2 separate regions of the Homo sapiens genome follow, and region 2 is linked to region 1. Evidence: chromatin contacts called from ENCODE Hi-C data. All regions are on one chromosome and are shown on one strand. Each heading gives the region's core, a stretch centred on a gene start or an enhancer-like site at or near the end of the contact. The rest is flanking DNA. Distances are from core to core; before and after follow the strand shown. Region 1 overlaps CLNK (cytokine dependent hematopoietic cell linker). Region 2 holds the start of CLNK (cytokine dependent hematopoietic cell linker).

Region 1 (4,163 bases), core at 722-3,221:
AGGCATTGGATGCTCACATATTCTATACCTGCCTGTCTCCCTCTTGTCCTAAAATCCTTATTAATTTTTCTTTTACAAGTAGGAAAAATCAACCTTGAAGACTGCTTTCCTTAGAAAAACTTAAAAGTAGTATTTTCCCTGACAAGATGAAATTTCTTGTCTTTTAAATCAAATCAGCTAATATCTATCTTCATCAATGTTTTTATTATACGTGGAGGCTTAAGACAGAAGGACCCACTTTCTAAATAGGGCCATCTTTTCCAGTTTCATTCTTTATTTAGGGGAAGGAGAAAAACTCATGAGTTTATTTTATGGAAAGCATTGCACTGTTCTCTGTGTATCAGCCTCCGAGAAGGTATTGACCTTGACAGACTGTCCCAGTTGGAACATGTGTCTGTCTTCTCCAGGCTTGGAATGGTTTTCTAAAGAATATTTTTCGATAGATTGTTTTTAGTATACAAAATCATATGCTACTGTAGAAAGTTATAAGACACAGATATGCAAAAAAGAAGGAAATAAAAATTACTATACTGTTACCACAAATAATCCAAATATACAAATATTTGATTATAGTCAAGTCACTCATACACATACACAGACACACACACAATCACACACACCTCACATCATAGATATATAGCTTATAAATATACAATCACTCCTTGTACCCTATTTTTTACCTGCTTTTTCACAAAATCACATGCTATCAACATATCCATGGCAATGAATGTGCTTCAACATCATCATTTTAATGGCTTCCTAGTATTTTCTCGCATGAACGCCCTCTCCTGTTTTCAAATGATCCCATCGTCAAAAATCAGAAACAACTTGAAGGATCTGGGAATGTTATCAAGCCACCGTCACGCACAGTCTTTTTTGTAAATCCTCATGCATATCTTAATTAGATCAGGTCTGCTATTCTTTGGTAGACATTTGTAGTGGTTCATAAGTATGCCTAGGCTGATTCATAAGTATGCATAGGTCTGCTGGGCTGTTATTTCTTTCTCTCTCTCTCTTTTTTTTTCTTTTTTGAGACGGAGTCTTGCTCTGTCGTCCACAGCGCCCAGGCTGGAGTGCAGTGGGGTGATCTGGGCTCCCTGCAACCTCCATCTCCCGGGTTCAAGTGACTGTCCTGCCTCAGCCTCCCAAGTAGCTGGGACTACAGGTGCCCACCATCATGCCCAGATAATTTTAGTATTTTTAGTAGAGATAGTGTTTCACCATATTGGCCAGGCTTGTCTCAAACTCCTGACCTTGTGATCCGCCTGCTTTGGCCTCCCAAAGTGCTGGGACTACAGGTGTGAGTCACCGTGCCTGGTCTGGGCTGTTATTTTGAACAGACTGGGAATGTCATAATTTGCTGCTAAGTGTTTCTTTCCGGTAAGGTGTAGGTTCGAGTGTGTATGAGCAGGCCTGGGCGACTTTATATCAATGGACTTTTGTGGGGTTTCGATTTGTTTTCTTTTTCCTGCTGGTGTCTCTAGATTGCTGTCAAGGAAACGGAGTGCCCATCTGCCCATTTCTCTGTGCCTTAACCAAGGTGGGGAGCAAGATGGGAGGAAGAGGATACAGGTAGTTGGAGCTGGCTGCTGTATTTTACCTGTGTGCTTTATGATTCACCGGTCACCAAGCACATCAGACAAGCCACTTCATTCCCAGGTACCACCCCCTTAGAATATTCTCTTCCCTCCAGGATGCCAGTGCAGGATGGGAGGGGTGAGAGGTGCAGGTAGGTGGAGAGGTGCATTTGATACTAAAGACCCCAACACAATTTGGTATCATCTACCTTGAGAGAAGACAATCTTGTTTAGGCCTGACTGGGAAGTTGAATGAAAACTTTTTCTGTAGAGGGATTAAGGCTGGGTGCTCTCTCCCTGTGTGAACTCGTATTTCCCACTTTCACTTTTGCTTTTGCCCAGTTCTCCCAGCTGCTGGGTGGGACATGCTGAGTGCTGGTTTTGTACTCCCACATGCTCTATAGTGAAACTTTCAAATGCCTTTGCTGATTACATAACTCCTTATGACTCCATCGCTTCTTTGGTGTTTCCTCTGGACAATGTCTCCATTTTTCTGCCTCATTCCAGTCATTCTATCTAGACACCAGCTTTCTAGGGAAGTTCTGTGGGACTTTCCCTGAAATAATAACCCTCCCCAGTGAATACTACATGCTTTTTCTCAAACTTTAATGGGCTCCTGTTAAGTGCGTAGTACCAGAAAATAGGCTATGAAGAGAGATACAGGAGAGGCATCAAAGGTGGCTTTTGAACCATTCATTCTTTCCACTCATGTTTTGGGGGTAACCAATTATATGGAATTTAGTTGAGTGAATACTAGTGAGTCACCATAAGACTGGCACTGAGGTAGACTTATACCCATTGCACAGATGAAGGAACTCAGGCTCAGAAAGATCTGTGCTTCATGCAAAGCTGCACAGCTAAGTAGAGAGCCAGGATTCCCATCCAGCCACCCAGCCTCCAAAGCTTTGGACAGTCACAGATCAGGCTGTACCCTGGGGCAACTGGAAGGAATGGCATTACTAGCTAATGTCATTTCAAATAGGCCATAGTTTTATTGAAATAAAAACAAAAAAGAATGGAAATAACAGCCCAACAGACCCATGCTGACATTCCCACCACTTAGGTGACAGAGAGCCCCGACTCACCTGTGGCACTATTGATGCGAGGCCATGACCTAGGGCAGAAAAGAGAACCAAGTTAAATGTCCATTGCTCCACCTCCACCGACCCCCCGCCACATAGGAACAGGCAGTCATCAAACGTCATTGTACAAGTCAGCCTCTGAAGCTGCTTTATGTATGTACTATTGTAGACCTGAAGTCACATATTATTCTATTATATATAGAAATATTGTACATATTTCTATTTTCTGGAAAATAGCATGTAGAAGAAAATAAAAATTGACACCACAGGTTATATGTTGGTTATTCTCATGTAAATAGCTGTATACGTACCTGAAGATGTATGCATACATTTAAACACATATAGGTAGTGTTAAATCAAGCTTAGCCTAAAGCTGCCTCCTTACATATTTTAAGTTCTGCCTAAAGGTTTCTCTATACATCATGAACTATAAACAGATGGTAGCCTATAGTTGTGGCAATCACCGAGTTTTGGCCAATCAAATGTAGCCAACTGTTCGAACTGTGTTCAAATCAGGCAAACGCCGAGCTGTAACCAATCCAGCTGTTTCTGTACCTCACTTCCATTTTCTATATATCACTTTCCTTTTTCTGTCCATAAACCTTCTTTCACCACGTGGCTGCACCGGAGTCTCAGCCTCCTCTGGCTGGGAAGGCCACCTGATTCTCAAACCATTCATTGGCCAATTAAGCTCCTTTAAATTTCATTCAGCTGAAGTTTTTCTTTTATCAGTATAAATATAAAAGAGCCCAGCATGGTGGCACACACCTGTAGTCCCAACTCCTCAGGTGGCTGGGGTGGGATGATCACTTGAGCCCAGGAGTTCACGTCCAACCTGGGCAACATAGCAAGATCTCTTGAAAAAATAATAATATCAAATAACGTGTAGGATTTTGATGTTACAAATATATTCTATATCTTCAAATGTTATTCAAAAACAAAGTATTGATTATCTACCTCAGTGGTCCTCAACCATTTTGGCATCAGGGACCAGTTTCCTGGTATTTCCACAGATGGGGGTGGGGGATGGTTTCGGGATGAAGGGAAGAAATTGTTCTACCTCAGATCATCATGCGTTGGTAGGAGTCTCACAAAGAGCGTGAACCTAGATCACTCTCATGCACGGTTCACGGTAGGGTTTGTGCTCCTATGAGAATCTAATGCTGCTGCTGCTCCGACAGGAGACAAAGCTTAGGCGATAATGCTTGCTTGTCCACTGCCCACCTCCTGCTGTGCCCAGTTCCTAACACACCACAGACCAGTACTGGTTCGTGGCCTGGGTGTTGGGGACCCCTGATCTACATGATATTTTGAAGGGGCATTTAGGTTTTTGCTAGTCCTAACTATGTAAAATGCTGCTGCTGTGTGTATTTATCATTTTAAACCTCATCTCTGAATCTTTCTTTTTTTTTCTTTTTTTTTTTTTTTTTTGAGACAGAGTCTCTGTCACCAGGCTGGAGTGCAGTGGTACGATCTCTCCTCCCAGGTTCAAGCAATTCTCCTG
Region 2 (4,163 bases), core at 822-3,321, 100 kb after region 1:
TCTTTCCATTTCACCATGTTGTCCTTCCTCATCTTTTCTAAGCCCCAGTTTCACCTTTTAAATGCTCTAATACGTGCTCTGCCTACTTCATTAAGCTGTTAAGATCATTCAAGAAGAAAATATGTATTCAAAGGCCTACATTACATAGGGCTATACAACTGTGGAATATTACCATTCTCTAATGAGATTATTAAAATACAATATTTGTAAACTTATGTGTATTAATCAATTCTATGTTGATTGTGGTCATGTTTTAAGAATAAAATCAGAACTGATTTGGAGTGAGGAAAGGAAAGTAATGGAGAAAGAAGTCAACACTTACTGAATACTTGCTAAGTGTTAAGAATGCACCATATTTCACGTAATATAAATATTATATTATTGAGGCTAAATAATTGTCAATACAAGTCTTATGAGATCTTACTTTATTAAAAAGGGGGAGGAAATGAGGATCATATATGAAACAACATCCCTGGTCCAAGTGGCAGAGTCAGGATCCTCACCATTTTGATCAGGCGTCAAATCCTACAGTCTTTCTAAGACAGCACCTGACTCATGGCAAAGTGATCGAGAAACAGAATCCCCTGGTGTTCAGGCCAGAGCTGGCCAGATGGTACAGAAGATTATAAGCACTGGCTTTCAAATGGTCTTGCCTATACAGTCATCTGAGAGGGCTTGTTGGGAATAACAAAGAAATACTACCATTTAGATGGTTGGTGTCAGAGACCACCCAGGAGTGAGTTTAGGGATGAGCTCTGTGAAACTGCAAACTAACACTGTTCACCATTCCAATCAGTCAGCCAGGAAAATCAGTTTCCTTCTGAATTCTGTTACTGACATTAGTGACTGAACAACCTTGCACATATTACTTAGAGAACTCAAGTTCTTCACCTGTAAACCAGGGAAAGTAATAGCCAGCTCTCTAGGTCAGCAGGAGCTGAAGGTAAGTAAATGCCAGTTGCCATTCCTACTTCTCTAGGGCATACTGTATCTTAAGCTTCTTAGAGGATTTCTGAAGCGCTGTCATTTCTCTGGTAGGCCTTCAATTAACCAGCTCTACCATCGTCTTCTTGATATTTGAAATGATTATTCCTGGTGGTTTGGGAGGCCCCTGGAAATCCAAAGAACAACACTATTGAGGAGCTGCGCCACAGTATAGACAGAGACAGCCAGAGAAATAGCCATGTAGGTAATAGACAAGTAATACTCATAACAGAGAAGCCAAATGAGTAACACTGGTGTAAAGTAATAAAAACAGTATTGATAAAAAGTTCAGGCATATCGACACCTTTTAAAATCAAAGTATCCATATTTTGATGATAGTTATTTTCTTTTCTGTCTCATTCCAGTTTGTTTGCTTTATCCAATAAAAGCCTGGTAGAGATGACTCCCGGCACTTTTCAAGAGTAAGAATTTAACCCCAACTTTAACCTCACTTTTGAGCTCCTTACTCTTGTGAGTGGAAGGATGTCTGCGTGATTCCAAAGTCTAAGTCTCCTCTACACCAAAGCAGAAAGAAAATCGTATTACTTTAGAAAATGTTAAAAATATATTTCCACAGGGCTCCAGGAGTTAACTTATACTTTGAATGACCTACTTTGAATGGAGGCTTTCTTTCTAGAGGGCTTACTTAATGAAGGTCAGCCAGGAAAGCCAGCCATGGGGCCTGGTCTTTAGATTTCAGTTGCAAACAGTCGGGGAGTCCAAGCTCCAGGAAAAGAAGATTGAAAACATTTAGTCTTTTAATTTTCTGTGGGTAGGTATCCTGATTCTTTCTCCCAAAAGAATGAAAGGATCTTTAACAATTGAGTTAAGGGCTTTCTTCTTGCTCCTTTGATGCTATATATAAGGCCCAGACTTCCACTTTAGAAACACATTTTTACTTGCTGCTCAGGTCTTTCCTGATGATCATTTATGACAAGGAGATGACCATGAGATCCTCACTCAGAAGAACTGGCCTAATGAGTTTACCTGAACAGCGTGGAGAGCACCAAGGGATCTAGGCTGAGGTGTCCGTCTCCTGTGAGGAGGGGCGGCAGTGCAGAGACCTTGGGGCACTGGAAATTAGTAAGGCGGTGGGTTGAATTCTTCTCGATGCTAAGCAGTGCCCTTCAGCAGAAAACCTCCTGATAGGTCCGTTTTAGACTTGGTTTCCTGTGAAATGCAGCCACAGACCTGAGAGGTCTGACCTGAGGGCTGGCAGGACTTCCTCTTCTTAGGCTGGAGTGCAATACGTGAAGCTTTCAGAGGCTGAAATCTTCCAATGCAAAGGGTGTTTTTAAAGACACACGGTGTCCTTATGTGGCACTTCATAGTTACCAGAACACAATAAAAGGAACTGCTGGGCAACACTCAAGCATGGAAGGTGGGTTTTGCGAGTCTCACTTTATATGAATAGTGGACATTAACTATCATCTTTTGGCTTAATTTTGCAATGGCTTCCTGAGACCATCCCAGACACATGGACCAGGTGTTAAGGAAAGAACCTGGGAACTAAAGGAGAAATGCCTGCCTCTTATTCTTGCTGTATTAATTATTAGCTATAGGATCTTGGGCACTTTGAAGTTTATTTCTCAAGTAGTTTGAGTGATAATAATATTTGTATTTTAGAAACTTTTTTAAAAAATGAGGGATAATTGAGGATTATATTTCCTTCATTGAGGAAATGATATTTCCTCAATTGTGATGGAAGGATAATATTTATATTTTAGAAGTATTTCAATAAATAAACAAAATATTGTAAATAAAGGCATGCAGTAATGTTTGGGCACATATCAGTTGCTTAATACATTTTCTTTCGGCCTTAATCTTGGTCCATTTAAGCTGATCTTGCCGAGTGCCTGTTTCCTCTTCTGGAGACTTGACATTCTAGTTTTATATAAATTGATGTTGAATTCCATAACAAACTCCAACATTATTTACAATAAATTCAAAGGTAGAAGTTTATATTTTCTTGGGTAAATAACTCTGGTTTTGACTTAACAGACACCCCAAGGAAAACATGAAAATAAGCACTCTTTGAATGCTAATTGTGAGTCAGTTACATTGCTAAGCAACTTGCAAGCATTATCCTCCTTAATCTTACTAATAACCATGTAAGGAACATATGTAAAATCCCATTTTGTAATTGTGAAAACTGAAGACTAGGGAGACTCGAGTAGTTTAACCACTTTATTAATTAGCTTTTGCTGCATTAGGGGCTTAAAGCAGTAACCACTTTATTTAGTTCATAATTGTGTGTGTCACTTGCTCACTTCTTTTGGTCTGGACCCATATTAATTTTCTGGGGTTTTCATAACAAAGGACTGAGCCCTGAGTGGCTAACAAAACAGAAGGTCAAATTGTATTGTCTCACAGTCTGGCCTCTGGAAGTCTGAGATCAAGGAGTCGGCAAGGTTGGATCCTCCTGAGAGCCATGAGGAGAAGATCTGTTCCAGGCCTTTATCCCCGGCTTGTGGGTGTCTTTGTATCCTTGTTTTTGTGTTTACATGGCATTCTCCCTGTGTCTTTGTCCAAATTTCCCCTTCTTATCAGGAGAGGAGTCACAGTGAATGATGGCTCACCCTAATTACCCAATTTTAACTTGATTACCTCTTTAAAGACCCAGTCTCCATGTCAGAAGGCATTCCAAGGTAGTGGGGGGTTAGGACTTTAACAAATGAATTTTAGCTGGGACGTATTCGACCCATAACAAGACCTGATCATCTGGTCTGTGCTAGTGGGTTGAGAGGCAGTTGGATGATCTAAGATTATCACACTCATGAATCTGTTTGTTGGCAATCATGTCAGCCAGGTGCCTCTGTTCTCCTCTGCATAGCTTCCTGTTATCTAGTGGCCAGCTAGGCCCATGTACACGGTGGGTTTGGGGCACTAAGGGCAGTGGGAGAGGGGAAACTCCAGCCTCCAGCCTTTTCCAGGCCTCTGCTTGCATCCTAGATGCCATGGTCCCATTGGCCAAAGCAAGTCACATGGCCAAGTTCAGAGTAAATGTGGGAGAAGACTATTCAAGGGGTGAATGAAGAAAAGTGAATTATTGTGGTCTTCATTGGCAAATAATCTAAAAATGCATGTTCACATCCAATTGGTGGCTAGACTGCAATAAGAACCCAAGTCTAATGATATGAATATTTCTGCTTTTTACTCATGAAGAATTGAAGACAATT

What was found. A loop is a pair of places that touch in the nucleus more often than their neighbours do. Pooled maps may share reads with other maps.
Region 2: a loop to region 1 is called in a map with no recorded cell type, with 3 times the contacts of the local background. The contact joins the promoter of CLNK here to the enhancer-like site in region 1. A Hi-C loop is called at or near these places in 1 of 168 maps with a recorded cell type or tissue (naive thymus-derived CD4-positive, alpha-beta T cell), 12 of 37 single-sample maps with no recorded cell type and 8 of 50 pooled maps.

What each region holds. Positions count from the first base shown.
Region 1 is chr4:10,582,265-10,586,427 of GRCh38, forward strand. CLNK (cytokine dependent hematopoietic cell linker) reads right to left here. Exons shown (of 19, transcript NM_052964.4): 4 at 2,663-2,691. Among named protein-coding and RNA genes, the nearest start is that of CLNK, 100 kb to the right of the region's middle. Within about 2 kb of position 1,972, at least 4 of the 41 ENCODE cell types and tissues checked have a DNase peak (open chromatin) inside an H3K27ac peak, as active enhancers do.
Region 2 is chr4:10,682,697-10,686,859 of GRCh38, forward strand. It overlaps CLNK (cytokine dependent hematopoietic cell linker), which reads right to left and starts at 2,072. Exons shown (of 19, transcript NM_052964.4): 1 at 1,972-2,072.